5 separate regions of the Homo sapiens genome follow, and regions 2, 3, 4 and 5 are each linked to region 1. A link is a contact called in ENCODE Hi-C or POLR2A ChIA-PET data. All regions are on one chromosome and are shown on one strand. The core of a region is the stretch at or near the end of the contact, and the rest is flanking DNA. Distances in the headings are between cores, read along the strand shown.

Region 1 (2,883 bases), core at 277-2,776:
TGAAGTTTTCCTGAGAACTGCAGTCAGGTTTTTGGCATGGCTGGCCTTCTGTTGGTCATATGGTGGGCATGGGACGGAAGATGGCTCGATGTTTGCCGCAGCTGTCCATGCCCCTCTACGCCATCCACAAGCCTCTGACCGAGTTGTCCGTGCGTGCACTTGAGCGTTTCTTGCAGGAGAGGCCGGGGCCAAAGGAACGCTTCAGTTGCAGCTGGGCTGTGCTAAGGGGCCTCAGCAGGAGCAGCCCTTGGGGGCCAGAGCCCAGGCTCTTCCAGCAACAGGAAGGACCTTTCTTCCCTGTGCAGCACCTGTCGAACATAACATGCTGGACTCCCTCGTTCATTCCCGGCAGAGAAGCGCTCCCCTCACTCCCCACAGAGCCCTGCTATGCCGGGCATTCAGACCAGCCAGAGGTGGGGGAGCCTGTGAGTAAAGTGGAGAATTGGAGGTGTGGTGCCACCCTGACCACAGCACCTTTCTTCTCCCTGAGGCCACCTCCTCAAATACTCTTCTTGGCCACAGATGAGGGCCCGGCTGTGGTTGGCAGATCTTTTGGGAGAGAACTGGATGGGTGGGGGGTGGGAGAGTTGCCATGTGTCCCAGTCTCAGGGCGGCCGCTCCCTCAGTGTCTGTCGTCTTGGGATTGGCAGTGTCGCTTCCTCGTACTTCAGTGCCCTCTTCACTGCAGTGGGGTGGCAGCAGCACCTGCTCAGGAAGTTGGTGGGCTTCGCTGGGCGCACACGGCCCACCTGGCACTCACCAGCCTCCGGGCTGCCCTTGGCAGGTGCCGTCCACACTCCAGCACTCAGGGAGGGGCGGTGCACATCCTCAAAAACTGACCACACTGGCACTGGTGCCCAGGTGGTGAGTAGGCGGGCTGTGGTCTGCAGACAGAAGCTTTACCCTGTGCACATACGAGGAGTAACTCATTTGAGTGACGTCACTGGACTGCGGCCCTTAGAGCCTCCTGACGCGGAGGTGGGCCTTTCACTTCTGCCTTTTGCATGTGTGAATGTGTGTGTGTGTGTGATTTTAGAGATACTGTTTTAAAACTGCGTACTCAAAGCATTAGTTAATTAACTAGGAAGTATCGTCTTGTGAAAATGATGACCAGGACGGAACCTTTTAAAGCAGGTCATCTGAACCTCATCGCTGTAAAGCAATCTGACTACAAAGTTCATTCTTTCACGTGAATTAAACGGTTTGGTAAAGAAATACTCAGCATAACGTGGACGTGCTCTAGTGATCTTAGGGAGCTGTGAGCTCGTGCAGTCTTGGGTGGGAGTTGGCATTGTTTATGTTCTTTTTTTAATTTTTTAAAAATGTTTTTAATTTTTATTTTTTTTGACACGGAGTCTTGCTCTGTTGCCCAGGCTGGAGTGCAGTGATGCCATCTTGGCTCACTGCAACCTCCGTCTCCCAGGTTCAGGCGATTCTCCTGCCTCAGCCTCCTGAGTCGCTGGGATTATATAGGCACCCGCCACCGCACCCGGCTAATTTTTGTATTTTTAGTAGACACGGGGTTTCACCGTGTTGTGTTTGTGTTCTTTAAAATCCATATCATGTTGGCCGGGCACGGTGCTTCACGCCTGTAATCCCAGCACTTTAGGAGGCCGAGGCGGGCAGATCACGAAGTCAGGAGATCGAGACCGTCCTGGCTAACACGGTGAAACCCCGTCTCTACTAAAAATACAAAAAATTAGCCGGACGTGGGGGTGGGCGCCTGTACTCCCAGCTACTCGGGAGGCTGAGGCAAGAGAATGGTGTGGACCCGGGAGGTGGAGCTTGCAGTGAGCCAAGATTGCGCCATTGCATTCCAGCCTGGGCGACATAGCGAGACTCCGTCTCAAAAAAGAAAAAAAAAAATCCTTATCATGTGAACGTGTTTTGGTGATCTTAGGGAGCCATGAACTCGTGCGGTCCTGGGTGGGAGGTGGCATTGTTTGTGTTGTTTAAAATCCCAAGCCAGAGCTCCCGGGGCTGCCAGGAGTTTGGGCTTGATGCGGGTCACGTAACGCAGGACACCAGGGTGGGGAAGGGCCCAAAGTAAGATACCACCAGGGTGGGGAAGGGCCAAGAATGCTTGCCCCAGTTCCTTGGCGAAAACTGCCAGTTTCTCCCCACATCTCCGTTAGGTAGTGAGAGTGTCAGTCAAGGCAGTATTTTCATGCACGTCAGTGAATGGGCCTTGCTCCTTCCCCCAAACCAGGAAGCTGAGTTTGGCCCCCTGCTTGGGTGTGCATCAGTCAGGCTTGGTAGAATGGAACAGGGTGCATGTTTGTTCTTTCAGCCCTCATTGGAGCTCAAAGATCAGTGCCCATGGGTGTGAGCTGGGATGGCTGTAGGTGGCATCCTTATTCAAATCCAGACTCCTCCTGAACATGTCCAGAAGGGCAGTAATTCAGGGCGCCGGGCCTCACTGGAGTCTGATGTTCTTAGTGGGAACAGCCCTAGTGTACTCCTAATAGTCACCCAGAACAGCTGTTCTCCCCACAGAGCACAGAGCACTCCTGCAGACCACGTTCAGGTCCTCAGAGGATTTAAAATACCAGTGAGCTAGGAATGTGGTACATAGTGAACTCCTTCCTATGTTTGGTGTACTTGGCAGTAATGCACCCAAATGTTGGGTTTGACTGTGCTTTCTTTTTACACTGCTATGACTATGTCCTGTCACTTAAACATTTTGAAGATTCTATCTGAATTTAACCCTGATTAGCAGGGTCCGCAAGGGCTTGGCCGAAGCAAACACTGGGACTTAGGGGGCTGTCCCCTGGGGAGGGCAGGAAAGCTGATGGGTGATGGGACGTGCAGGGCCGGCTCAAAGAGCACCAAGGCCTGCTGGGCCCTCTGACTTGTGTGGCTTCCGCAGCTGGCCGTGACTTT
Region 2 (2,883 bases), core at 142-2,641, 490 kb after region 1:
GCGAGCTGGGCCTGGCCGGGGCCCTGTTCCTTCCGCAGTACGTGTTCGGGCCCGACGCGGCGCCCCCCGCCTCGGAGATCCTGGCCAAGATGTCCGAGCTGGTGCACAGCCGGCTGCAGCAGGGCGCGGGCGCGGGCGCCGGCGGCGCGCAGACCGGGCTCTTCCCCGGGGCCCCCAAGGGCGCTACGTGCTTCGAGTGCGAGATCACCTTCAGCAACGTCAACAACTACTACGTGCACAAGCGCCTCTACTGTTCAGGCCGCCGTGCGCCCGAGGACGCGCCTGCCGCGCGCAGGCCCAAGGCGCCCCCCGGCCCGGCCCGCGCGCCCCCCGGCCAGCCCGCCGAACCCGACGCGCCGCGCTCGTCCCCGGGCCCCGGAGCGCGCGAGGAGGGGGCTGGGGGCGCGGCCACGCCCGAGGACGGCGCGGGCGGCCGGGGCAGCGAGGGCAGCCAGAGCCCGGGTAGCTCCGTGGACGACGCGGAGGACGACCCCAGCCGCACGCTGTGCGAGGCCTGCAACATCCGCTTCAGCCGCCACGAGACCTACACCGTGCACAAGCGGTACTACTGCGCCTCGCGCCACGACCCGCCGCCGCGCCGACCGGCCGCGCCCCCGGGACCCCCTGGGCCGGCCGCGCCCCCGGCCCCCTCTCCCGCCGCGCCTGTGCGCACGCGCAGACGCCGCAAGCTCTACGAGCTGCACGCGGCCGGCGCCCCGCCCCCCCCGCCGCCCGGCCACGCCCCCGCGCCCGAGTCGCCGCGGCCCGGAAGCGGAAGCGGAAGCGGCCCCGGCCTCGCCCCTGCGCGCTCGCCCGGCCCCGCGGCCGACGGCCCCATCGACCTGAGCAAGAAGCCGCGGCGCCCGCTCCCCGGAGCCCCGGCACCGGCGCTGGCCGACTACCACGAGTGCACGGCCTGCCGCGTGAGCTTCCACAGCCTCGAGGCCTACCTGGCGCACAAGAAGTACTCGTGCCCCGCTGCGCCACCGCCCGGCGCGCTCGGCCTGCCCGCCGCCGCCTGCCCCTACTGCCCCCCGAACGGCCCGGTGCGCGGGGACCTGCTGGAGCATTTCCGCCTGGCGCACGGCCTGCTGCTCGGCGCGCCCCTGGCCGGCCCGGGGGTCGAGGCCCGGACGCCGGCCGACCGCGGCCCCTCGCCCGCTCCCGCCCCCGCCGCCTCCCCGCAGCCCGGGTCCCGTGGCCCCCGGGACGGCCTCGGCCCGGAGCCCCAGGAGCCGCCGCCCGGCCCGCCCCCGTCCCCGGCCGCCGCGCCCGAGGCCGTGCCGCCCCCGCCGGCGCCCCCCTCCTACTCGGACAAGGGCGTCCAGACTCCCAGCAAGGGCACGCCGGCGCCGCTGCCCAACGGCAACCACCGGTACTGCCGTCTTTGCAACATCAAGTTCAGCAGCCTGTCCACCTTCATCGCCCACAAGAAGTATTACTGCTCCTCGCACGCCGCCGAGCACGTGAAGTGAGCGCCCACACTACAGCCGCAGACGCTTTGCACGCCCCGCTGCGATGCGGGGAGGGGGCCGCCCCCAGGCCGCACGGACTGCCGCTCCTGGGAACCCCGCCACGCACAGGCCTCGGCGGAGGGGGCCGCAGGGGGCAGCGCCCGCCTGGACCCTTGGCACTTAATAAAGAAGTTCAGTTTGATGAGCATGGTGGTGGGCCAGCCTAGTTCTCTGAGCCAGCAGGCACACGCAGCCAGTGTCACATCCAGCCCTGCTGTGTACACAGGCCACTGCGGCCCGGAGTGGCTGGGCCCCTGCCGGAGTTACACCACTGGGTGCTAAGAGCTAGACCGAGCGTCAGGTCGGAGGCCACAGCACACACTGAACCACTGCAGGGCCAGCCGCTCTGGGCCTACCCCACCCCAGCCCTGTCCATACCCCCCTAGGGAGAGCAGCCTCCACACTGCTGACCCTCTCCACGGTCTACTTGGCCGCCAGACACGGAAGAGAGGGGCACTGACCTGGCTGGCCATCCCCCAACCCTGCATGGTCCTGGGGGTCCGATGTCCCCCATCCAGTCACAGACCACCAGGGATGGCAGGGGTGGGGGCGCCCTGGGGAGGATGAAGCCCTGTGGTGGCCAAGGCTGGGGGAAGAACAGGCGAGTAGGTGGACAGGAGAGGGAGACCGAGGCCGAAGCATTCCCTGGCCTCGAGGGGGTCCTGATGCTCACTGGTGGGTGCATCTCTCCCTCAGAGCCAGGGCTGAGGACAACCGTGTGGTGGAGTCACCTGTGGTGGCTGAGTCGGTGCAAGGGTCAGGGCACCCCCACCCCCCGTCTTCCCTGCCCTGCTGGGCTGTATGGGCCGGCCACACTGAGGGAGTACTTGGCTGACCGCGTTCAGCCACGGTGTCACCGTGCCGTTTGCAGCTGGGTGGCTGTGGGCAGCCTCCAGCGTGCTTTCTCACTGGAGAACAAAAACACTCTTCTATTCCCAACGTCACTTTATTTTTTTATTTTTGGGTCTCACTCTCTTGCCCAGGCTGGAGTCCCTGGGATACTCACGGCTCATTGCAGCCTTGACCTCGTGAGCTCAAGTGATCTTCCCACCTCAGTTTCCTCAGTAGCTGGGGCTACAGGTGTACACCACCATGCCCAGCTAGTTTTTGTGTTTTTTGTAGAAATGGTGTCTCCCTATGTTGCCCAGGCTGGGCAACCCTATATTTTTTAGAGCTAAGGTCTTGTTCGGTTCCCCAGGCTGAAGTTCAGTGGCACGATCATAAGTCACTGCAGCCTCAAACTCCTGAGCTGAAACCATCTTCCTGCCTCAGCCTCCCAAGTAGCTGGGACTACAGGCTTGACCCACCACACCTGGCTAACTTTTAAAACATTTTTATAGAGACAGGGTCTTCCTGTGTTGCCCAAGAT
Region 3 (2,883 bases), core at 123-2,622, 340 kb before region 1:
CTACGGAATGCACAGCGCGTGGGGGGTGGGTGCTGGAAAGGGACAGAACAAGGGTCCGTGGCAACCACAAAGCACCTGCAGGCCAGCGCTTCCCGATGAGCAGAGGCGGGGGCTGGCACCTGGCGCTGGCTGCAGACGGGAAGTCAACGCCACCAAAGCAGAGGACCTCAGCCACCCAGGTTAGCAAGAGGGTAGCAGGGCGCTCAGGAACAGGTGAAGCCATACTGTGGAGAGAAGCTGAATGCTCCTCCCAAGCTTCAGCCCACCCATTAGGAACAAATGCTCTTTAAGTCTGTTTCTTCATGAAACCCAAAGTGGAAGTGCCTGAGCTGTGAATGCGGCCACAGCGTTCATGCCAGCTTGTTCCCAAGCCTAGGAGAAGCAAGCAGCCCCGTGACGGGCACAGGCCACAGTGTGGGCGTGAGCTCACCCCATGTGTAGCCGGGTGCTGGGCCCAGGCCGCTGGGTTTCTGGGGTCGGCAGAGTGGGCCAGGCAACAACCTCACATGCCTACCTCACTGCCACTCGTCCGCCTCGTCCACTCCTGGCATTTGGGATAAACATCCTGTCTCAGACACACCCTTCTCGTGCGCCCATGCCACCTGCTCAGGCCTATGCCGCCCGCCCGTCCTCCCAAGCGTGCACACCCGTCCGCCATCCTTCTCCCGTCTGTGCCCCATGGGACAGAGGCCTCCAGCTGCACCACCACTGCTCGTTAACAGCTGCCATCCACACCGAGGAAGCCTCTTCGAGCCCAGGGAGTGGAGGATGGGGCTCTGCTGTGCACGTGCTCCCTCGGGCCCTCCCAGCAGTGGTAGATGGGGCTCTGCTCTGTCCTTCTTGGTCATCTTCCTGGGCCTGCAACAAAGCTCAGCCCAGCAGCCAGGCAGCTCCTTACAGAGGCTAACGCCGGGTCTGGTCCCTGGTGACCCCAGGCTGCTGTGAGAACTTGTGACCCCCGAGATCAGAACAGCCTTCGGGTCCCAGAGCTTCCCGCATGATCGTGTGTGGAACAGACCGGGAGATTCCAGCAGATATGGGTTCAACGTTGACCACCAACCTTGACAACCCAAGGGCTGCCTCCCCTGACCATGACAGCCAACTCCTCCTCCACAGTGGCTCTGCCAGGCGCCGAGTCCATAAAGGGCAGCCACTGTTTGGCAAGGAGGGCCGGTCTGCCGGGGGCTCCCAGGCCCTGGGGTCAGGCTGAGAGAGGAAGATGGGTGTGAGGGTGCAGGGGCAGGGGGGCGGGCCCTGCAGGGCAGTGCCTGGCCCGTCCTGCACCCCCAGCCTGGGAACCCCCGGCTTTCTCGCTTGGGCCTCTGGGGAGCCCGCGTCCCCAAATGTAGCCACATCAGAGCACACTTCTCCGGCAGCAACTTCCCAGGCATGTCCGTGGCCTCCTCGGGGGCAGGCGCCCCCTCCTGGACGCTGAGCTGACCTCTCTAGCAGGACTCTGCTCATCTGCACCATTTGCCATTTCCACAGAAACCCTGTCCCCAGAGCCCGGCGGAGAAAAAAACCACAGGGGCCTCTCTGCTCAGGGGAGCCACGCGGAAGAGGCACCCTCGCTCCAGCTGCCAAAGCAACTGAGCCTGCTGCAAACATCTCTGTGAACTCGGACAGGAAACAGTGTTAACCTGTGTTTCCTTCCAAGTCGGCCCTGGCGCATGTGAACTGCTTGCTAATACTGTGTACAATCACGCCGTGCAATGACAGAGAGAACTTTTCTTATTGATGAAGTGGTTTAAAAAGTTACCCTGAGCCTTTTTTCTTTGCTTTTAAGCTGGAAAGATAGCTTGATTACTTATGAAATGAAAAAAAGTTTTCCTAAATGAATGTAACAGTTTAAATCATACTGTTACGAAAACAACACTGTCAAGATTAAAAAGAAATTCTGCTCCTTTTAGTAATAAACAATGTCGTGTGACACTTTGGAACGCTTCTCTCGTTACAAACCAGCGTCTTTACTGAAGGTCCTTCCGCTGCAGAGCTGCGCAATGGATGTGTGGACAGAGCTAGTCGGCACGTGGAGGCTCTCCTGGTTTTCGAGCAGGAAACGTGCTGTGAGCAGGAATCGCGAGTGAGTTCCATGGCGTCCCCGGGTCAGCGCGCGTGCAGGAATCGCGAGTGAGTTCCATGGCGTCCCCGGGTCAGCGCGCGTGGGGTCCTGTCTCGCTGGCTCACCACTGGTGGCCAGGGCATGTCTCCCCCAGCCCTGAGTCTCCGCAGTGGTGACCAGGGCATGTCTCCCCCAGCCCTGAGTCTCCCGGCAGTGGAGGCAGCGTGGGCACAGGGTTTGTCACAGCCTGTAAGTGAATGGAGGACACAAAAATAACCAGAGAGGCAGGCTCTGCCCTCCGGGAGTGCACAGGCGGTTTTTAAAATGTGTGCGTTCATGTAATTAAACGTCTCCGTTTGTTTCTCAGGGAGTGGTTACTCAATTTCTTCCCAGCCAGAGCTTTGTAAACCTGCGCTTCTCACCCCTCAGTGAAGCCTGAGTCCAGCCTCTAAAGGTGGGTCCCCTGGGTGGGCTGCAGCCAGTGGGGGCTTGGAAGGGCTCTGAAGGTTGAGACAAGGAAAACGGGCGTGAGCTGGACTCAGGGAAGCCGGGTCACCGTGGTACCTGCACTGTGGCCCTTGGCCATGACAGTGTGTCAGCTTCCGGCAGGGACTGCTTGTGTGCCTCGGGACACCAGTGACCAGGTGTGGCCAGGCCCCAGATGGCATTGCTGCAGCTCTCTCGTGAAAGAGTAATGGAGGTGACTGCAACCTGCGCCGGGAGCCATCTGGGCTATGAAAACGAGACTGGCCTCCAGCGCCCCCGGCCTCCACACAACACTCTTACACTGCCCAGGAGAGCAGCGGTCACTAGCAAGTTCC
Region 4 (2,883 bases), core at 153-2,652, 320 kb before region 1:
ACATACTAAGGACTGAGTCTTTGACACGTGAATGTTGCTGGGTCTAAGGACTGAGTCTTTGACACGTGAATGCTGCTGGGTCTGCTGTCCCACACGCTGCATCTCTTTCGTTAGGATACAAGTCATCATAGTCAAAGCACTAGCTGGACCCAGACTGACTCGGAATTTATAAAACGTGGTTACGATACTGACCAAAGCTGCCGGTTCTTCGTGGCAGCGCAGAGCCTGGAGGGTGTTTAAAGTCCTCCCAAGGCTACTCAGATGCATCTCCTGAGGGAGCCTGGGACGGGATCTGGTTACAGGAGGAGGAAGGAGGGCAGGTGTCTGTGAGTTCCTCTTAATCTACAGGCAGGTCCAGCCCCAAGGTCAAGGCTCTGAGCACTACTGTCCACTTCATGAACCCGAGCTCTTCACATGTCAAACTCTGGAGCCTTGCCATGCAGAACCACGGTCAGAATGCCTTCATCTGATCAAACACTGTCAAGCACGCCACTGTCCAGGCACCAGGCACGCAAGTGGACAGAAGACTGGCCCTGTGAGACTCTCTTCTCCGGGCTGAGAGACAATGGCCAAGTCTGTAACCAGCAGGGAGGATGGTGAGCAGAAGGACAAGGACACGCAGGGGGATGGAAACTGGGGCCGCCCTGCTGAGACGAGGACCATGGGGGTTCTGCATAGAGGAGACCTGGCCTGGCTTGCATCTCTGCAGGTCACTCCAGCTGCTGCACTGTGGTGTGATCCTGAGGGCCCCGGGGAGGCGCCAGGTCTGGCAGGAGAGTGCAGTGCATGGCAGTGGGCAGGGGTCAGGCACTCTCCAAGCCACCTCTACTTGCTCAGTGAAATGTGAGGTGAGGGTGGGTGGCGGGTGGCAGGACCTCCTGGGAGCATGGACGGGGCCTGCGTGGGAGAGAGGCGTGTGCCCACAGTGTGTGGGGTCTTCTCTGGCCTGGGCCGCGCAGCAGCACAGCACAGCTGGGTCATGCCAAGAGGACAGAGCATGGCGGGTGAGGGTGTAATGGCGCCAGAGCAAGGACGAGCTTCCCCCAGCCCCAAGCTCAGGTACGGGCCATGTACCAAAGTTTCTATCAGTTCGTGCACACTGCCGCTTCAGCCATGGCGCAGCTGACCACCTGCTTAGGCTACTGACTTTTTTTTACACTCCAAACCATTCACAACTCAAATCTCTCGCTAATTCTGATAAATCTCTCATGAATCCAAACAGACAAGCTTTTCACTGCAATTCCAAATGCCACAGGCTCAGAGCCAAGAGCTACTGAACTAAGTGGATTGAGATCACCCACCGTCAGACTGAGGGCGGGTGCACGTGGCTGCAGACAGCAGCTGCTGAGAATGACACGCGACTCTGATGAAAGCGATACAGCTTAGCCGGTCTGGCTGTTCACCGTCCTGCTGCACTCTACGACACATCTGCTGGGAGAAAGCACTAGACCGGGGCATCCTGCCTGGCTTTCAGCCAAGTCAGCCTGTTCTCAGTGCCCTCCCACATGCCAGAATATCTAGACAAGCCTGACCGATGCCAGCCACTACTCCAGAAAATAGGGTGATTTTCTCTGTGCAGAACAAAAGATGACCAAGAAAAAAATCGGGTCATTCCGATCAACTCGGTACAATCTCTGACCAACTGCCATTAAAAGGCTGAAATCCTTTATTGCCAAGGCAGCAGAATGAACGTGGATCAGAATGGAGAAACAGACCTATGTTCCTGCAGGCATGTGATTTTCAACAAAGGTTCCTAAGGTATTCAATGGAGAATAAAAAGCCTTTTCTTTTTTCTTTTTTTTGAGATGAGTCTTGCTCTATTGCCCAGGCTGGAATGTAGCAGCACAATCTTGGCTCACTGCAACCTCCGCCTCCCGGGTTCAAGTGATTCTCCTATCTCAGCCTCCCGAGTAGCTGGGATTACAGGCACGCCCCACCACGCCTGGCTAATTTTTGTATTTTTCAGTAGACATGGGGTTTCACCATGTTGGCCAGGCTGATCTCGAACTCCTGACCTCGAGTGATCCGCCCGACTCAGCCTCCCAAAGTGCTGGGATTACAGGCGTGAGCCACTGTGCTCGGCCTAAAAAGCCTTTCCAACAGATGCTGCTGAGACAAGTGAGTATCTACATGGGGGAAACAGCCTCAACACTCACCTAATGCTGCTCTTGAGAATTAGTCCCGGGCAGATCACAGGGCTAACTGTGAAACCATATCATTTTTAGAGAAAAATAAAAGAAAATCTTTGTTACTGAAGCTAAACAAGGTCTTCCTGTATCACAGACCGCAATAATCACAAAAGAAAAACGTAATAAATTAGATTTTATCAAAAACTCAAAGCTTCTCATCAACAAACACTTCGGAAGGTGACCAGCCAAGCCACTACTGGGAGGGTATTTGTAATCCACACACCTGAAAAGAACTGGTGTCCAGAATGTCACCTTCTGCAACTCACTAACAAAAACTACAGCCCATTAAAAATAGCAGAAGACATGAACACACACTTCAGGAAAGACAAGCTCATGAAAAGCACTCAACACCAGCAGTCATGAGAGAAATGAGAATTAAAACCACGAGGTACCACACATCCACCAGAGCAGCTAAAAACAGAAAGACTGACGCCATTGGGGCTGGTATGAACAGGGGGCAACTGGAACTCCCCAACATTTCCAGCACAAGTGGAACCGGCCACTGCTTCGGGAAGAGAGCTGACCATTCCTTATTAAATAACACCCACACCCACACCCACCCCAGGGCCCAGCAGCTCCACTCCAGATATCTATTTACCCAAGAGAAACCAACACACGCAGCCACTCAAAAGATTATTATGGACGTGCTCATAGCAGCTTCAGTCACAGCTGCTTCCAAAGGCTGTGTCTTCTG
Region 5 (2,883 bases), core at 279-2,778, 280 kb before region 1:
TGACCAAAACGGTGAAACCCGGTCTCTATTAAAAATACAAAATTAGCTGGGTGTGGTGGTGCATGCCTGTAATCTCAGCTACTTGGGAGGCTGAGGCAGGAGAACCACTTGAACCTGGGAGGCGGAGGTGCAGTGAGCTGAGATCGCACCATTGCACTCCACCCTGGGCAACAAGAGTGAAACTCCTTCAAAAAAAAAAAAAAAAAAAAAAAAAAAAAGCAGAAAGCAGCTAACAGCTGGTTACTGAGTGCTTACTTTCTGCCAAGCACCATTCTGAAGATACCACACAGATGAACTGACTTCCTGTGCCACAACCCTAGCCAGCAGGTCATGCCACTGCAGCCCAGCCTAGGTGACAGAGCAAGACTCTGTCAAAAAAAAAAAAAAAAAAAAGAAAGAGCCTAAGAGGAGTGTGAGGGAAAAGTCCAACTCCATTATTTAAGAGATGAGGACATGGAGAGATCAATGACTTAGGAAGAAAAGGGACAAAGGACTGTGGTCAAGAGCTCCTGATTCAGGACATCTGGTCACATCCCAGTTCCATACCACTTCATGGTTCACCTGTTGGTCTTCCTGTCAAATGGGAATACCAGTGCTACGGAACTGACCTGCTCGTGAGGAGTAAAGCCCAGGGAGCTGTGCCTGGCGCACGGCAGGCCATAAAACTGGCCCCGGTTAGGGAATCCATGAGCAGCAGCCGCAGAACACTCAACCCCAAGGTCAGGACGGATCCTCCTGCAGACCCCGGGCTGAGGACCAGAGGGAAGGAGACAACCGTGATGGCCGCCATCAGCTGCTACGGGATACCCCGTGGCTCCAGTGCCTTCTTCACTTAACCATCTGCTGCTCACTGCTCAGGGCTGCTGTGATGATTATTTGCCCTCTTTTGAAAGAAAAGTAAGGTTCAGAAAAGTTAAGAGTCTTACTCCCAGACCACACATCATGCAGAGGCAGCCCCCGGCTCAACCTCAGGTCTTCCTGTGCCAAACCCCTCCCTCTTCTCACCACCCAGCCTCCCTTCAGAGGGAGGGTGGAGGGAGAAGGGAGGAGGGGGAGGAAACGCAGAAAAACGCCCGTGACACCACACTAAGAAAAGCAAGCACGTTAAAGGGGGCAGCTCCGAGAAGCGGACAGACACACGTGGAGACTCAGGAGGGGGCGGGCCCCGTCTGGGCTGCCCGGACGCGGCGCCGGGGCAGTTCCTACGGCCTCCAGCTCTCCCGCAGGGCCGGCGCGGCTCCCACGGCCGACCCGTAACCCCGGGGGGCGCAGGGAGTCGGCCGAGGCTGCACGGCCGCGACGTCGGGCCGCTAAGCCCGGTCTGACCCGCTCACCTCCTCCTTCCGCGAGCGCTTAGACACCTTCTTCTCCATCTTGGCGGCCGTCTTCTCCGCGCCGCGGCCCTTCTTCTCCTTCTTGCCCTTCTTGCCCATCTTGCCGGGTCCCAAGCCGCGACGGGACACCAGGAAAGAAAACGGCCCGCGCTCTCCGCTCGGAAACAGGTGCTCGTGGGGCGGAGCTCGGCGCACAGAAATGGAGTCACTTCCGGCCCCGAGTTCGAGCCGCTTCCGGGTAGAGGTGCGGCTGGGCCCTTTACGAGGTTCGGTCTTGGAGCTCCGTCTTCGGCAGCGGGCTCGGGGGCCTCGGACTCTGCATAAGGCCCCGGAAAAGATGACCGGCCCCGGGCTGGGCGCGGTGGCTCATGCCTGTAACCCTGGAGCTTTGGGAGGCCTTGGCGGGCGGATCGCTTGAGTCCAGGAGTTCGAGATCAGCCTGGGCAACAAAGCGAGACACCACCCCCCACCCCCAGTCGCTACAGAAGAAAAAAAAAAAAATTAACCGGGCGTGGTGTCTCGCGCCCAGTGGTCCTAGCTCCTCGGGAAGGTGAGGCGGGAAGATCGCTTGAGTCAAGGAGTTCCAGGCAGCAATGCGCCCCTGCACCCCAACCTGGGCGACAGAGCGAGATCCTGTTTCAAAAAACAAAAAAGATGGCAGCCCCGGCCTGACATACCCCGGCCATGCTCGCCAATTCTCACGCCCTGTGCCCCCACCTAGCCTGTCCCCGTGTCCTAGGAGACGTGCCCTCTGAGTTTTATTTTTTATTTCTATTTTTTTGAGGCAGGGTCTTGCTCTGTCGCCCAGGCTGGAGTGCGGTAGCGCGATCTCGGCTCGCTGTAACCTCCGCCTCTGGAGTAGCTGGGACCACAGGAGCCCACCACGCCCGGCTCATTTTCTCTTGAGTTTTCCGGGGTGCACGTGCCCCCCGTTAAGGCACATTGCTTCGCCCTGGGTAGAACTAAGTGGGCGACTCTTGGGCTAGCCCCATTTTTTCCCCTCAGACCAAACAAATGAGTGCTTTTTTCCCAGAAAAAAAATTTCACACAGTTATAAGATTTTGCAGATCCTGAGTAAGACAGTCCCTGCCGGGCGCGGTGGCTCACGCCTGTAATCCCAGCACTTTGGGAGGCCGAGGTGAGTGGATCACGAGGTCAGGAGTTCGAGACCAGCCTAGCCAACATGGTGAAACCCCCGTCTCTACTAAAACTACAAAAATTAGCCAGGCGTGGTGGTGGGCACCTGTAATCCCAGCTACTTGGGAGGCTGAGGCAGGAGAATTGCTTGAACCCAGGGGGCAGAGGTTGCAATGAGCTGAGATCAAGCCACTTCACTCCAGCTTGGGCAAAAGAGCAAAATTCCATCTTAAAAAAAAAAAAAAATGGGGGGGCCCTTCCACCTTCCCATTTAAAATGTGCCAGACACTGTTAGGTACTAAGGGCATGTCCTCAAATGTCCTAACATGGAGGACTTTTGTTTCTTCATAGGTAGGCTAGAGCTAATGATAGCACCCTGAAAGGGTACTCAATTTGTGGAGCCTGAGAAATA

The links. Hi-C counts contacts between places; a loop is a spot of excess contacts on that map. ChIA-PET counts read pairs that join two places held with the same protein, here RNA polymerase II (POLR2A). Pooled maps may share reads with other maps.
Region 2: a pooled map shows a loop between it and region 1 (17-fold over the local background). The contact joins two enhancer-like sites. A Hi-C loop is called at or near these places in 3 of 50 pooled maps. POLR2A ChIA-PET finds 5 or more read pairs at or near these places in 2 of 52 experiments (activated CD4-positive, alpha-beta T cell and naive thymus-derived CD4-positive, alpha-beta T cell).
Region 3: a loop to region 1 is called in a map of OCI-LY7, with 6 times the contacts of the local background. The contact joins two enhancer-like sites. A Hi-C loop is called at or near these places in 1 of 168 maps with a recorded cell type or tissue (OCI-LY7), 1 of 37 single-sample maps with no recorded cell type and 2 of 50 pooled maps. POLR2A ChIA-PET finds 5 or more read pairs at or near these places in 2 of 52 experiments (OCI-LY7 and activated B cell).
Region 4: a loop to region 1 is called in a pooled map, with 7 times the contacts of the local background. The contact joins two enhancer-like sites. A Hi-C loop is called at or near these places in 3 of 37 single-sample maps with no recorded cell type and 2 of 50 pooled maps.
Region 5: a loop to region 1 is called in a pooled map, with 4 times the contacts of the local background. The contact joins the promoter of KLHDC4 here to the enhancer-like site in region 1. A Hi-C loop is called at or near these places in 1 of 168 maps with a recorded cell type or tissue (OCI-LY7), 19 of 37 single-sample maps with no recorded cell type and 6 of 50 pooled maps. POLR2A ChIA-PET finds 5 or more read pairs at or near these places in 2 of 52 experiments (CD4-positive, alpha-beta T cell and activated B cell).

Annotation. Positions count from the first base shown.
Region 1 is chr16:88,045,218-88,048,100 of GRCh38, forward strand. All of the region lies in intron 11 of BANP (BTG3 associated nuclear protein), which reads left to right. Among named protein-coding and RNA genes, the nearest start is that of BANP, 95 kb to the left of the region's middle. RefSeq lists an enhancer at 1-177. Within about 2 kb of position 1,527, at least 3 of the 41 ENCODE cell types and tissues checked have a DNase peak (open chromatin) inside an H3K27ac peak, as active enhancers do; they include OCI-LY7, where a contact is called at or near this core.
Region 2 is chr16:88,533,505-88,536,387 of GRCh38, forward strand. It overlaps ZFPM1 (zinc finger protein, FOG family member 1), which reads left to right. Exons shown (of 10, transcript NM_153813.3): 10 at 1-2,883. The coding sequence ends at 1,475. Among named protein-coding and RNA genes, the nearest start is that of ZFPM1-AS1, 3.9 kb to the left of the region's middle. RefSeq lists enhancers at 1-480, 481-1,042 and a silencer at 684-1,143. Within about 2 kb of position 1,392, at least 12 of the 41 ENCODE cell types and tissues checked have a DNase peak (open chromatin) inside an H3K27ac peak, as active enhancers do.
Region 3 is chr16:87,701,124-87,704,006 of GRCh38, forward strand. It overlaps a transcript of KLHDC4 not described here. Among named protein-coding and RNA genes, the nearest start is that of KLHDC4, 63 kb to the right of the region's middle. RefSeq lists enhancers at 588-637, 1,368-1,617, 1,653-2,852 and a silencer at 1,188-1,247. Within about 2 kb of position 1,373, at least 6 of the 41 ENCODE cell types and tissues checked have a DNase peak (open chromatin) inside an H3K27ac peak, as active enhancers do; they include OCI-LY7, where a contact is called at or near this core.
Region 4 is chr16:87,722,054-87,724,936 of GRCh38, forward strand. The region is part of intron 7 of KLHDC4 (kelch domain containing 4); the gene reads right to left. Among named protein-coding and RNA genes, the nearest start is that of KLHDC4, 42 kb to the right of the region's middle. RefSeq lists an enhancer at 2,442-2,883. Within about 2 kb of position 1,403, at least 6 of the 41 ENCODE cell types and tissues checked have a DNase peak (open chromatin) inside an H3K27ac peak, as active enhancers do.
Region 5 is chr16:87,764,458-87,767,340 of GRCh38, forward strand. It overlaps KLHDC4 (kelch domain containing 4), which reads right to left and starts at 1,529. Exons shown (of 12, transcript NM_017566.4): 1 at 1,335-1,529. The coding sequence starts at 1,433. LOC105371399 (a long non-coding RNA gene) reads left to right here and starts at 1,584. Exons shown (of 3, transcript XR_933871.3): 1 at 1,584-1,884. It overlaps LOC102724467 (a long non-coding RNA gene), which reads right to left. Exons shown (of 4, transcript NR_120309.1): 4 at 1,874-1,967. RefSeq lists enhancers at 817-1,441, 1,425-1,484, 1,565-1,624.